Regions from separate parts of the Mus musculus genome. Here all the other regions are linked to region 1. The links are chromatin contacts, found by Hi-C or POLR2A ChIA-PET in ENCODE. All regions are on one chromosome and are shown on one strand. Each heading gives the region's core, a stretch centred on a gene start or an enhancer-like site at or near the end of the contact. The rest is flanking DNA. Distances are from core to core; before and after follow the strand shown. Region 1 has its middle 33 kb from the start of Gm32998. Region 2 holds the start of 9030404E10Rik (RIKEN cDNA 9030404E10 gene). Region 3 holds the start of Hes1 (hes family bHLH transcription factor 1).

Region 1 (4,905 bases), core at 1,273-3,772:
AAGACCAGGATAAGCACATGGTTAGAAATGGTTCATCAGTTAGTTTCCTGTTACTGGAATAGCGTTCTTGAGACTGGATGGTTTATAAAGGTGTTTATTTAGCTCGTGGTTCTGCAGGTAGAAGACCTAAGAACATGCTGCTGCTGTCTGGTGGTGTCAAAACAGATGGAAGTTGGAAGGGCAGATGGTTGTAGAAGGAAGCAAAACACAATCCACTCTCAAGGCGACTAGCTCTGTCCTGTGGAAGCACCCGCTCACAAGGGCAAGGCAGGAGCCTTCGCAATGGCCTAATGATATCTGCAAAGCCACGTCTCCCCCACACCCCAATACCCACATAGTTTCAGTTTGAGTTGAAAAGAACCTATCCAAGCTACAGCATCGTGGGTCCATGAGATACTATGTAGCAATTTTAGTGAAGTCCTTTACAAAGAGCCTCCAATTACAAAGAGCAGAGGAAGTCATTGTAAAGTCCAGAGGTAGGGAATTTCTGGTTATCTTAGATGAGCCTTGACTCGGTTTCTCGGCTCTCCACAGCTATAATCTGTGGTGCCCAGTACTGGTAGGCCTCACAGTGATGCAGCACAGATCCGAGGGAGGGGAGGAGGGGTCTCCTGTCCCTGCAGCCATCCACACACATCCTGAACTTTGTTGTTGCTGGAGCCATCCTGAAGGAACTTCTGAGGTTTGTGCCATCCAGGACCCACCCTTAGAGCTGGCTCGATGTCACCGAGCCAAGGCCAAGGGTGTTCTCCAAATGGCAGGGAGCTGAAATGAGGGAATAGGAAAAATGTGACAGCTTCATGAGTAGAGGCCGTGCAAGCCTGAGGACCTGAGTTCAATCCCTGGACCCACATAAAACATAGGAGGAGAAAACTAAATGCACAGAATTGTCCTCTGATTGCCACAGCACCATGGCACATGCCCCTGCCCATACCCAATAACACATGCAGTCTTTTGTACATATATGTGTGTATATGTATATATATATGTACACACACATATGTATTCGAGTATATATATATACATATATATATATATACATATATATATATGTATATATATATATATATACTCGAATGAATGTTTTGTTAGGATTCCTGGCTAAAGGGAAAAGGTGGAAGAAAGACAGCAGGACTGGAGAGTTTAGATCGAACTCCACTAACAGTGATTTACTGTCACCTGAATCTTTTCAGCTGTAATGGCCAATCTTGGACAAACACAACCTGGACAAGACAAAGGACTTGGAGACCACAGCACTTGAAGAAGGCAGCTGAGCAAGGGACAGAGGCTCTGTGTGTTGAGGATGCTTTCTGTGCGTGAATGTGCAGGTGGTCACCAGGAGCTATAGAATCTCCGTGAGTTCTGAGGCTACTGCGTTCCTTGCCCATGGGACCATTCCTAAGCCCTGGACTGAGGATCAGATGAAATCCATAGATTCTCAAGGTGCTTTCTTCCAAGAACACAGCCTCTGCCACTGCTAGGAAAGTGTCTCCGTTGTCTGGTGAGCTAGAGGCAGGTTGTGGGAGTAGCCCAGCATCAAGATTCAGGAGTTTCATGCCATTCCTTTGGGAAGATCACAGCCTCTTCCCAGACCTTAGGCTTTACTTCTGTAAATGAGGAGACACCCAGACAGGCGAGCTTCCCAGGGTTCTGCAGCCACATCCTATTATTCTCTAAGGACAGGGGTGACCCTGGAGTCCTGACTGCACAGTAAAGGATGCCCTCCCACCCCACCCCCGGCTGGTGCTGATGTGCTCAGCCCTGCGGAGTCACCATCACTGGGCTTAAATGACCTCCGATGTCCTTTCTGGCCCAGAGACACTTGAAAAGATTGCTATAAATTACATCAGAGTCTCTTGAGGATGGAGCTTTCTTTCGAATGATATGGAAAAAGAGGGCAAAGCAACTCAAATGTAAGAACCTGTTCCAAAATGCAACCCTTACAGCGGGAAATACAATCCACATAAACTGCCCGACTTGAGAAGGCGAATTCTTTTCCTTTCATTTCCCTTTAAGTCCAACTCCTTGCATATCTACAGGAAAGGGTAAGAGGGCCAGGGAGGGAGGGAGGGAGGGAGGGGAGTTCCTCTCCCCTGAGATGTACTAAAGTGATTTATTGTGTAGGTCACAGCTGCCCCTGTTTGGGCCTGTTATCGTTCGTTAAGCTCCACTAAGCTTAGGTATTACAGATTCCTTCTCTGGAACATTAGTGCTGAAGGAAAGAAGAGAAAGAGGAAGGAGGGGGAGGAAGAGGAGGAGGAGAGAGAGGAGGGAGATGAGGAGGAGGAGGAGGGAGAGGAGGAGGAGGGAGAGGAGGAGGAGGAGGAAGCTGTTTTTTTTTTTTTTTTTTTTTTTAATTTAAACTATAGCGCTACTGCCAGCCTAATCGAAATCCTGGGACAAACAGTTGCTTCCTTTTCTATTGAAGCTGCTGGTCTTCTCTACCCCATTGCTCAGTGTTTGCTTATGGCAGTGAAGTAGAAAATTGTCATGTCTGTAACTGTGGCTGGTTTGCTGATTGTGTGACCACCTGGTTGGCAGGATGCAGGACAAAGGACAGTAAATCCCCCTGGGAGGCTGGAGGAGGAAGAGGAGGAGGAGGGGAAGTTGGGGTGGCTTTTGTTTGTTTGTTGTTGTGCAAAGGATCATGGGAAGTTGTAATCATTCTAATTGGGATGGTGGAGCACGAGTTCACACTTGAAATGCCCTGACACTGAGGAATTTCTCAATAAACAACTTCATACTTGATTGGCGAGGTCTGAAGCTGGAAGTGCAGTTTCCAGATGTTTTCCAAAAGCCCCCCCCGCCCCCGCCCCCGCCTCGAGTTCCCGGGTCCACACACTGCCTCAAGACATCGCTCTGGTCTGCAGAGACACACAGCTGTTTTAGCCAAATATTATTTTCTTTTAATTTTATAAAACGCCACATTCAACGTGAACCTTTCATCCCGAGAGACCCTATGATGTTCAAAGGATTCAGACTTACCAGCCCCACCCCCGGCCTTCTGGAGTCATATGCAGCAGAAAATATTTAGCATCTGTACTGCACTACCACCCAAACGCTCTAAATTGAAGGAAGATGTATTTCTTACACTAAATTACTGAAGGGATTTTCAGAAGAGGGCTCAGGTTCCTGGGCTGGGCCTGACATCACTGCAGGAAAATCCTTCTAATATACAAAGCACGAGGGAATAAGGCTCCCTCATACAAGCCCTTCCCTTTCATCTTGCCTTAGAGATGACATTACATTCTACCTTTTCCTAACACTCAACTGCTCTGAGATAGGTAGTTGATAATAATAATTAATAATTGTTATTAATAATAATAATACCTGACTTTAATCAGTGCTCAGTGAATATGATTCCCTTTCATCTTCACAGAAACCTTAGGGAGGGATATTATTAATACCCATTCCCATTTGTTAAAAAAAATTACAATTCATAGAGTATAGGAGCTGAGTCAAAGATCCATTAGCTTTGTGTGACCATTACCCACACTCCTTGTCACTCTACCCCACTTGTCACTGAAGAACATGTCACTACAGTGTCTTGTACTTTGTCCGGGTAGAGCTGTTAGATTTGAGCTGGAAGAGAGAGATGGATAACCCACACAGTCTGAACCCACTGCTTGGACTGTCCCGGCTTTATCCCAGGTGTGGGGAACAGAATTCCTTGGTGAATTCCAAGGTTCCAAAGTTCCTGGCCACTGCTGTGCACACACCTTCATCGAATTCAATAATATGAAGTCTGGGGGCATATATGAAAACACTGTAGATGCATAGACATTGACTTGGAAGTCAGCAGAGTGGGCCCAGACTTTACTAAAGGAACTCATAGAGAGAGGGGGAGAGAGGGGGAGGGGGAGGGGAGGGAGAGAGAAGCAATGTAAAGGTGCCTGCAGCTCCACATGTGACCTCTAGGTGAGACAATGAGGACCTGTACTGTGAAGGCGCTCTGGATGTGTATAGAAAGGGATGATTCAGCCTGTGGATATCTGAATCACAGCCTTTGGGGTCCCGAGGAGAGAGCCAGCCACACCGTGCCCATTAACAGGTAAGTTAACACAGACCTGATACTACAACCATCTCTTCCCAGAGGGCAGAGGGGCATGGCATAGCAGTGGGATGGCCACAGCAACCAGCAGAGTATGGTATGTCAGAGCTTGGGAAAGATCCAGATGAAGGGTGTAATGGTCCCCACACTTGAATAGTTTGTCTTGCATCTTTCACTGCTTGAAACATGTTTTGCTTTTAGCAGCAATGGTGGTGAATTGCTGACCACATTCAGATGGAAGCCCTTCCTGTATGTTGTTTTTGCCCAAGGGTATTATCCGTTTAGACCAGTGGTTCTCAACCTATGGGTCACAACTCCTTGAGGGTCACATATCAGATATCCAGCATATCAGCTATTTACATTACAATCCATAACTGTAACAAAATTACAGTTGAAGTAGTAATGAAAAATAATTTTGTGGTGGTGGTGGGGTCATCACAACATTAGGAACTGTTTTAAAGGGTCATAGTGTTGGGTAGGTTGAAGACCACTAGTTTAGAAGATTCTTGATGTAGAGGGAAAGGGGCATCATGGGGGTCAATGAAAAGATTGCCCAATATAGGCGGGTCAGCTGGAAGGTGAGTAAGTGGACTTTCTCAGGTCAAGTAAGCAAGGCCCACTAGAAGAACTTGTGTACTTAGCTAGGAGCCAGGGAGACCTGATGAACCTAGGTCCCTCTTCAGGCTATCCAAGTCGGACTGTGAACACCCTAAGACCCCTCGGGGAGCGGTGACCAACATGAGCACACCCTAGCCCTCCGTCTGGGCAATGGAGATCCCCTCTAATATCCCCTTACAATTTACTTTAAAAGTTCAGCAATCAAGTACACAGGCGAGCCAGACCACAAAACTCTC
Region 2 (4,905 bases), core at 1,566-4,065, 64 kb before region 1:
CACATGAATGAACCCACTCCCTGTCTCACTGGCTGTGACCAAAGACTCCACATCACATTAGCCCTTCGGGAGATATGCTCCTTACACTCTTGGTTGATCCGGTGTGCAAGCTACCTCGTAGGGGGCACCTAAGAAGTCATATTTTTTTGTATCCACCATGGCATCTCCATTTCTGTCCCTTGTCCTAAGCCTGGCAGCCACACACATCCCACTGCTGCTGTGGACATACTCAGGTGACGCTAGGGGAGAGAGGCTGAGGCAAACCTCCCATGTTTCTACACAACAGCTTTGATGACAAGCAACACACGTTTATAGCACAATGCCCAGTTAACATGGGGATAATCCCATGCTTTTTCAAAAAGTCCACACCCATTGATAACATACCTGGTGGCCTATTCCCTTATTTCCCTAATCTTCAAGATTTGGGGGAGGGGATGGTTGTTTTGTTTTGTTTTGTTTTGTTTTGTTTTCTGAGACACAGCTTCTCTGTTTAGCCTTGACTGTCCTGGAACTCACTCTATAGACCAGGCTGGCTCCAAACTCAGAGAACCGACTGCCTCTGCTGCCCAAGTACTGGACTAAAGTCATGTGCCACCACACCCAGCTTAGCATGATCTTAAAATTCTCAAGAAGTAGAATATGAAGCCACCAATAAACCTCAGCCATGAGACTCCATGAGGAGTTTGAAGGAATACGCCTCTCAAATAAATTAACAGTACAATAAACATAATAGTACCTTGCATACGAAAGGCTCCGATGAAGGGCCAGACCTAAAGTAAACCAGACAGTGATCGCCACAGAACTAACCCAGGACAACCACTCTCATTGGATTTAACAGTCAAGGTGTGGTGGATTCACTGATCAAGCTGTGGTACCATCTGCAAATGTGCTATGGTTCTGCTGGTTCCCGTGAGACCCTGGGGCTCAGGTGTGCTGCCTTCCCCCCTCTTAAAAACTACAGAGCCTTTGCTTGTGTTGCCCTCCGTCTAGGAGGGTCTGCTTGGGCCGCATTCACTCCGACAGAAGCTATTACGTCTTCCTCAGGGAAGTCCTACGCTCGCTGCACTTTGTTGGAGTTCTTCTGAACTTCAGGGGGACCTCTTCAAGTTGTTCCTAAGCAGAGAATATATTTCACAAGCCTCAAGCCTTCCTTACAGTGCTGTTTAGCAAATGTCCGTCAATTGAATGACCCACTAGCTGGATGAAATACCTTTGCAATGATAAACTGCTTCATTCCGGGCCTCAAAGCATCCCTCGTGTAGGAAAGAATAAATCTTCGTTTTCAGATGAAAATGAGCTACAGGCTCCCTCCTACCGGCTCCCTCATGCTCAGTGTGTCAAGTTTCAGTCCACAAAAGCCCTCCTTAGGCTTTAATGTGTCCACAGTTTTCCTGGAGAGCTTGGTAAGTAAGAGGCAGATTCCTACTTACCTAGAGTTAGGCCCAAGAGCTACACTTCTAGCAAATTCTCAGGGACCACCCATTTGCTGCTGAGGCAAGAACCTCCCTTCAGTTTAACTACCTAACAGGTGTCTGAGGAAAAAGAAAATGCTGGATTAGTTGGGGTATGTGGTTGCAGCTGGACCCTTTGGGACTGTAGCAAAGACAGGTGGACAGTAGTATGCTGATTTTACTGAAGGGGGAAACATGATCAGAAAGACTAAAATGACCTTTCCATGGCATCCATCCTTCTGACCTCAGTCCAGACGCATCCTGATTGTACTGCGATGCATGCTGGGAGATTCAGAGGGGAAGGCTCCAGGTCTTATCCTCAGAAAGATGCGGAGTGCAAAGCATGGGCAACCAGGGTCTACAAACACAAACCTGAATAGGAGAGGAGCCAGGAGTCCAGAGGTGAGCGAGCGTATGGCAGCCACCTCTCACAGAAAACTCGGCCGTGTCTTTCTTTTCTACCTATGGCCCAATTAGACTGGAGATGGGGGTCGTCTTTGATCAGCCTAGTCCCTTTAAAAGAAAGCAGGGAAAACGGTGGCTTTAGGATTTTTCTTTAAAGCCCTGAACCTCTTCAGTGGAAAGTGCTGCCCTTCCGACCTGTTGATGTAATTGCCGTAATTGAAGATTCCAGACCCCATGTGGGTGGACAGGGCCCCATTCATCCATCAGGTCAGCGAAGTGTAAACCTGCTGAGTCCTTCAGATGCCCTGGCCGCAGCCTCCCCCTCCTGCGCCCTCCTGTGCCCTCCTGCCCCCTCCTGCCCCCTCCTGCCCCCACGGACTAGGCTCCCCACAATGCCAGAGCAGCCGGGCCCAGGCTGGTTCCTCTCTAGATGTGGGAACAGTGCCTAATTAAGGGGTTTGTTCTCATCTCCATGGGGCCATCTTAACGCCTCCTGACAGTAATGAGAGACACACACACACACACACACACACACACGTGTGGAGCTGGGGGGGGCGGGGAGGGGGGGGAGAGGGAAGGATGGCTTCCCTGCCACCTTAGCACCCTGTTAAACAGCAAGCCTAACACACACACACACACACACACACACACACACACACACACACTGCAGTTCTGCAGTAATCACCATCAAACCTTTATAGCTACAAGGAGTCCTCTCCAGTTCTGAAAGAGGAAGGAGCCAGGGAGAAGAAATAACTTACCCAGAGGGCGCATAGCAAGTCACTGTCACTGGGTCCCAGGTGTTCTGCTGCACCTCACAGCACTGACTTCCTCATGGAGGGAGGGGCTCTGCACTGCAGTCCCAGGAGAGCCCATTAGAGGGTGGGGGAGGAGCAGACAGGCTCATTCTCTAGAGCCACCTTGTCAGAGGGCCATGCCCGTGTCAAAGCAGAATGGCCCTCCGTGGGCTGGTTCTGCAAAGGCACGTGACAAAACCAACCTCAGAATGGGCCACTCCCTGCAGCCGCGGGCCTCGCCTCATCCTCCTGCATCTTCTTTGCATTCCTGTCTAGCTTCCTACTCCTTCCCCTTTTCTCACAACCCCTTATTCTGACAGCCCACCCGCACCTAAACAAGTAGGGTTCTTTGCTTTGTTTTGTTTTTTTAGCTCTCGGCTTCTCCACTACGGTGTGCCCTCCAGCCAGCAGCACACACAATTTGCTCTCAGTTAACAGACATCCAGTATGATAAAAGTCTAGCTGATGCTCTCTCCAACCAATTCAAAGTCACATTAGTCCATTTTTCTGAACACAGTTCTTACAGAGAAGGCCGAGGGAAGACCTGTGTTCCAGGTAGGACAGACATGCTGAAATTAACATGGGCTAAATTTCAGATCGCCTGGCCTGCTAAAGACAGTGAGTCAGGTACAATGCCACTCTCCTGTGGTCCCAGCCATCCAGAAGGCCCTTCACAACTCTGTAGAGAGGACACTTGAGCTCCCTAGTGCATACCAGAGGAAGACTGGAATGAATTTCTCCCAGCTTTCTCCCCTTGAGAGTGGATTGTATTTACCCCACCACCACCACCCCCCTCCACCCCCCACCCTGCTGACTAAGGGGCTCTGGGAAGCAGTCACTGCCCTTGGTTCCTCTGGTGTCACCAGAATGGAGTGGTTCCTTATTGTCTGTTCCCTAGTGGATTCCTGGAATAAGTCACCTGCTCAGGGACTTGTCCCTCACTGGCCCTTCACTTCCACCACCAATCAGAATGGTCTCTTGCTGGTTGCTATTCACCAGGGTTTCTAGAAGCAGCCCTCTAATTCTATGTGTGCAGTTGTTTGAATAGGGAGACTCACAACTGCTGGGCAGAAGATCAGAGGCCTAAGACTCCTATGATACATGGGGGACACTGCACTCCCCGACTCAGCCGTTATTTGGAAGTTTGCTTTGTGATAGGTGAAGCCCACTCTCAGTCACTGTAATGAAGAACAGTAGCTATGGGATTCCTCGATTCCACAAGGCCAGGCAAGGCATGCGCCTCTGATGCTAAAGTGCAAATACGGCCAAAATGAAAAAGAGCAGCATCCCAGAACAGAACCAGTGACAGTTTAACAGCCAGAGCAGAACTCTCTGTACGTGGCCGGTTTCTGCAACAGCTTGTAATGGGCTGAGTACTGTGCCATCCACTGTGCGGGTACAGGACTGTGACTGTTCAGTGAGAGAGCCAGGATTTAGCATGTGTGAGGCCTTGGGTTTGCCCCCCCAACACAGAAAGGAAAGACCTGTGGCTTTCTGTTGACCCAATCAGATATTAAAAGTCTTAATTTGTTATTTCAACTGTGTTTAAAGAAATAATGGCGCCGGGCAGTGATGGCGCACGCCTTTAATCCCAGCACTTTGGAGGCAGAGGCAGGAGGATTTCTGAGTTCGAGGCCAGCCTGGTCTAGAGCGTGAGTGCCAGGACAGCCAGGGCTACACAGACAAACCCTGTCTCGAAAAAACAAAAAAGAAAAAAAAAAGAACGAAAGAAAGAAAGAAAGAAAGAAAGAAAGAAAGAAGGAAAGAGAGAAAGAAAAGAAATAATGGCAAATAATTTAGAATTGAGCATCTGTGTTCTATCATACTAAGAGAATACAAACCAATTTACCATTTAGGGGAAAATCCACAATATCTACATTGAGAGTCTTCGTGACATTCTTCATTTCCACTGACAATTGCATTTCTGCAAAGTCATCTCTTTGTTCTTTTCTCCAATTAATTAGTTTATTTGTTTTGTTTTGATACATCCTGATTGCAGTTTCACCTCCCTCCAGTCCTCTGAGCCCCACTTTCCCTCCCCTCTCCACTCCTCCTATCTGTTTCCCTTCAGAAAACGGCAAGCCTCCCAGGGATATCCTCGGAACACAGCATAACAAGATACAACTAGACACAAACCCTTAAATCAAGGCTGGGTGAAGCAATTCAGTAGAAGGGGAAGGGTCCCAAGAACAGACGAAAGAGTTTGAGACACCCCCACACCCACTGTTAGAGAGAGTCCCACAAAAACACTA
Region 3 (4,905 bases), core at 660-3,159, 38 kb before region 1:
GCAGGCAGCCGCCCGGGCAGTGCGCACCGCCCGCGCCGCGCGGCAAATCCCCCAGGGAGGCCGCCGCCAGAGCCCTGGCGCTCCCGGCCCGGCGCCCGCCACGTGGCACCCGGCGGCGGCGGCGACTCCCGGCGCGCAGCCCCGGCCAGCCGGCAGCACGCAGCCGCCCGTCTCTTCCCAGCCGTCCGCCGGCAGCCTCCTGGACGCAGCGAGGGACCCGGGGAAGGGGCGGGCGGCAGCGAAGCCGCTGGAACCGCAAGCCGCCGAGCGGAGGCAGGAGGCTGACCCGGCCGCTTCCTAAGTGCGGTCAGGCATCTCGTGACCGCGGCGGGCGCCCGGACCCCTCCCCCGCCGCAGTCACCCGGGTGGTTTCGGCCACGCTCAGATCCCCAAGCCCGGAGTCCCGGCGGGCTGGGGGTGGGGGGTGGCGATGGGGGGTGGGGACGGGGAAGGGGGCCCACGAATTCCCCGATCGCCACCCTTGGGCGTGCGCTCCCTGCCCGGAAGGATTGACCTTGGCCGGGGCGGGGGAAGGGAGGCCAGCGCGGGGGCTCAGCTTTCGGGCCGCCGCCCCCGCGGATTCCTGGCTCGCCCGGGCCGGAGGAGGGGGCCCCGGACACACGGACGCACGCACACACCCCACACGCAGCGCGCGCCAATGAGCCCTGGCCAGGCGCAGGGGGCGGGGTTTTCCCAGGCTCGAGCACAGCAGCTGCTATTTACCTTCTTGGCTTCTCCCGGGGACCAGAGGCGGCCCCCGCTCCCTCCCGGCCGGCCGCCGCCGGCCCCCGCCTCCCTGCCCCCGGGGCGCGCGCACACACACTCACACACGCACGCACACACACACATCCTCTGGGCCCCGGCCGCAGCCGCGGCGGCAATAAAACATCCTGGCACGTGCTCCGACTCCAGGCGCGCCCTCGCCGGCCGGCTGATGTCAAACTGCAGCTCGGCTGGTGGAGCTCTTAAAGGGCTCGCGCGCGGGGCGCCGAGGCCGCCTTGGCCGCCCGCGGGGTGAGGAGGGGAGAGCCCCGACTCCCTTGCCCGCCGTCTATCCGTATTGCCAACTGGGAGCCTGCGGGGAGAAAGGTAGAGAGAGTGGCGGAGGAACGAGCGCGCCCCTCCTGTCGCATTGCTATCAAAGCCCCCCTTGTTCATTTTTTTTTTCGTTTGAAATTCCATTTCCTTTCTGCCCAGTAGGAAATTATTCTGATTGTTTTCTGGAGAAGCGTGAGGTCCAAGGTTGCAATTCCAAGAGAGGAATGAATGGGCTAGAGGGAGACAAGCATCCAAAAGACACCTTGCTCCGAAAACCCTGGCTGTGAAGGCATTTGGGGGGACGGTAAGGGCATGTTTAGCGTGTGGGGTTTAGTATCTCCCCAACCTCATGAGCAGTTTTGACTCCCCTAAACATACAGAGTTCGAGCGGGAATTCCGGAAGACATTAGAGTAACACATCCTCTTTACCTTGTTCCCTCCTTTTTTCAATCACTAAATTTTGTCTTGGCCTATATCTGTTCAAAATATTTTTCAAATGAACTTATTATACAAAGTAGTTATATTGCATGCAGCAAGAACAATAAAAACCAAAGGCCTGGCCACAAAAGAAATAGACTAGACTAAAACTAAGCAAAGCCCAGAGGAAAGAGTTAGCAAAGGGTTAAAATCCTTTTGATTGACGTTGTAGCCTCCGGTGCCCCGGGCTCAGGCGCGCGCCATTGGCCGCCAGACCTTGTGCCTAGCGGCCAATGGGGGGGCGCAGTCCACGAGCGGTGCCGCGTGTCTCTTCCTCCCATTGGCTGAAAGTTACTGTGGGAAAGAAAGTTTGGGAAGTTTCACACGAGCCGTTCGCGTGCAGTCCCAGATATATATAGAGGCCGCCAGGGCCTGCGGATCACACAGGATCTGGAGCTGGTGCTGATAACAGCGGAATCCCCTGTCTACCTCTCTCCTTGGTCCTGGAATAGTGCTACCGATCACTAAGTAGCCCTAAGACATAATAAACCTTCAACTGCTCAGTAGTTTTTCTTATGAAAGTCAAGTAAAAGGACGTAAGCAAAAAAAAATTATTTTTTTTTTGCGTGAAGGATTCCAAAAATAAAATTCTCTGGGGACTGAGAAGAAAAAAAAAAAAAAAACGAAAATGCCAGCTGATATAATGGAGAAAAATTCCTCCTCCCCGGTGGCTGCTACCCCAGCCAGTGTCAACACGACACCGGACAAACCAAAGACGGCCTCTGAGCACAGAAAGGTAAGACAGTACCTGCGTCTAGAAATTAAGTGGGTTGTGCACAGCGGGACTCCTTTTACTTTTCTCTTAAAACCTCGGGGTGAAATGGCAGATCCCGTGGGAACTCAGGACCTCTTTTCTCCCCCTTTGCAGTCATCAAAGCCTATCATGGAGAAGAGGCGAAGGGCAAGAATAAATGAAAGTCTAAGCCAACTGAAAACACTGATTTTGGATGCACTTAAGAAAGATGTAAGTGAGCAATGCTTTTTTTTATTTTTAATTACGAATGGAATGGCATTTCCCAGGCACAAAGAACTAAGCTCTTAGCCTGCTGCATGTGGATCTTACCCCGCCAGCACTACGTTCCCACTGGCGGGAGAGAGGCCGCCGGGCCCTGGGATGTGGGACATGCGGGCGGGGACCTTCAGAACTCGGAGGCAGCTGACAAGGAGGACTGACTTTCATCCCTTGTTTTTTCTGCGCAGAGCTCCCGGCATTCCAAGCTAGAGAAGGCAGACATTCTGGAAATGACTGTGAAGCACCTCCGGAACCTGCAGCGGGCGCAGATGACCGGTAAGGACCGCGCGTGCGTCCCCTCTCTGCGGGTGTCCCTCTCGGCCCGCGGTGATTTCTTCCAGACTTCCGCCCGCGGTTGTGAGAGGCATTCAGCTACATTTTACTGCCTTGGCTCACTCCGCGTTCCCACGGTCTGGGTCTTATTTATAGCCACAGCTCCCAAGTTGTTACTGCTCCGGAAATGGAGGGAGAGGCTGTAGCCGAGAAGGGTGGTGGGCAGCTTGGCTGTGGTAGAAGCCGGTGAGGGCGAAAGGACGTAAGACTGAGGAAGTTTGGGGCTGGATAGAAGGTAGGGGTCAGTGGTTTAGCACCGGTCCAACCCCTGCCGCAGGAGGGGAAGTGGGGTTTGGAAGGCGCCTTGGGTGGCATTGTCCAAGGTCAGGTCGCGCGCGGGACTAGGGGTGGCAGATCTGGAGCTGAGATCGGTTTAGATGGAGGGAGTGTCCTGGCTTATGTCCCCAACCTAGGGAGAAGGAGCTGGCTGTTCTTAGCCTACCCAACCCTCCCAACCCCAGGTGGTTCCGGAGGCGCGCTGCGGGGACCTCCCAGGGCGGGAGGCTGTATGGCTCCGGGGCCAGGGCTTTTCGGTGACCCATCTTTTCTCCTTCTGGCCTGCAGCCGCGCTCAGCACAGACCCGAGCGTGTTGGGGAAATACCGCGCCGGCTTCAGCGAGTGCATGAACGAGGTGACCCGCTTCCTGTCCACGTGTGAGGGCGTTAACACCGAGGTGCGCACTCGGCTGCTGGGCCACCTGGCCAACTGCATGACCCAGATCAACGCCATGACCTACCCCGGGCAGGCGCACCCCGCCTTGCAGGCGCCGCCGCCGCCGCCCCCGTCAGGACCTGCCGGTCCCCAGCACGCGCCATTCGCGCCGCCGCCGCCGCCGCTTGTGCCCATCCCCGGGGGCGCGGCGCCCCCTCCCGGCAGCGCACCCTGCAAGTTGGGCAGCCAGGCTGGAGAGGCTGCCAAGGTTTTTGGCGGCTTCCAAGTGGTGCCGGCTCCTGACGGCCAATTTGCCTTTCTCATCCCCAACGGGGCCTTCGCTCACAGCGGCCCGGTCATCCCGGTCTACACCAGCAACAGTGGGACCTCGGTGGGTCCTAACGCAGTGTCACCTTCCAGTGGCTCCTCGCTCACTTCGGACTCCATGTGGAGACCGTGGCGGAACTGAGAGCCTCAGGCCACTGCTACCCGTAAAGTCCCTAGCCCACCTCTCTCTTCTGACGGACACTAAAAACGAACTTGGATTTTAGGAGAGACTTTTATAATTTGGTGGTTATTTTGTTGCTTTTTTTAATTCTAAAAAGTTACTTTTTGTAGAGAGCTGTATTAAGTGACTGACCATGCACTGCATTTGTATATATTTTATATGTTCATATTGGATTGCGCCTTTGTATTATAAAAGTTGAGATGACATTTCGTTTTTTACACGAGATTTCTTTTTTTATGTGATGCCAAAGATGTTTGAAAATGCTCTTAAAATATCTTCCTTTGGGGAAGTTTATTTGAGAAAATATAATAAAAGAGTGAAGGCTTTTATGTCTTAGAACTGATTATTTCAAAATTTGTAAAAAAAAAAAAGTGGTGGGGCTTGAAATTCATGTAGTTTGGCAATTCAGAAATAGGATGTATTTTTTAAAGTTTTAAACAGGAACCATCAAACCTTTCAGCAACACTCAATGATCTAAGAAGACCTAATTTATGAGAATTCATTTGATGGGGCTTTCCTGATAAACAGTCCTTATTTTTTTACCTTCCAAAGGGCGGCTCCCAACTCACTCCCTGTAGTAGCCACTGGCCTCCTAAAGTAAAAGCGCGCTCAAGCCACATTGCAGCCCTCCAGCATTGGGACCTTCATTTGTCTGTCCTTACTCAGGCGTAGCTAGGCATCCCCTGGCACCCGTATCACAAAGTTTGAAATGCCTCTCTTCACCCTCTTCAAGCAAGCTGAAAAGGTCAACAGATTCTCTCTGCCAGGGTACAACTAGTTAGACTCCCAAGTGGAGCCCGGGCCAGATGATTAACAGCAGACATATGTTTCTGATAAGTTTCTGCGCTTGACTTTAATGGAGAAAGCATGTGGGGGTTGCGCTGG

What was found. Hi-C counts contacts between places; a loop is a spot of excess contacts on that map. ChIA-PET counts read pairs that join two places held with the same protein, here RNA polymerase II (POLR2A).
Region 2: a map of T-helper 17 cell shows a loop between it and region 1 (2.3-fold over the local background). The contact joins the promoter of 9030404E10Rik here to the enhancer-like site in region 1. A Hi-C loop is called at or near these places in 1 of 37 maps with a recorded cell type or tissue (T-helper 17 cell).
Region 3: POLR2A ChIA-PET joins it to region 1 with 41 read pairs in Patski. The contact joins the promoter of Hes1 here to the enhancer-like site in region 1. A Hi-C loop is called at or near these places in 1 of 37 maps with a recorded cell type or tissue (heart). POLR2A ChIA-PET finds 5 or more read pairs at or near these places in 4 of 5 experiments (Patski and embryonic stem cell).

Annotation. Positions count from the first base shown.
Region 1 is chr16:30,100,634-30,105,538 of GRCm38, forward strand. No RefSeq gene overlaps it. Among named protein-coding and RNA genes, the nearest start is that of Gm32998, 33 kb to the left of the region's middle. Within about 2 kb of position 2,523, at least 1 of the 3 ENCODE cell types and tissues checked has a DNase peak (open chromatin) inside an H3K27ac peak, as active enhancers do; it is heart, where a contact is called at or near this core.
Region 2 is chr16:30,036,664-30,041,568 of GRCm38, forward strand. It overlaps 9030404E10Rik (RIKEN cDNA 9030404E10 gene), which reads right to left and starts at 2,816. Exons shown (of 4, transcript NR_045878.1): 1 at 2,618-2,816; 2 at 1,824-1,964.
Region 3 is chr16:30,063,448-30,068,352 of GRCm38, forward strand. Hes1 (hes family bHLH transcription factor 1) reads left to right here and starts at 1,910. Exons shown (of 4, transcript NM_008235.2): 1 at 1,910-2,251; 2 at 2,384-2,479; 3 at 2,716-2,803; 4 at 3,425-4,349. The coding sequence starts at 2,144. The coding sequence ends at 3,981. Gm32998 (a long non-coding RNA gene) reads right to left here. Exons shown (of 3, transcript XR_876001.2): 3 at 4,416-4,905.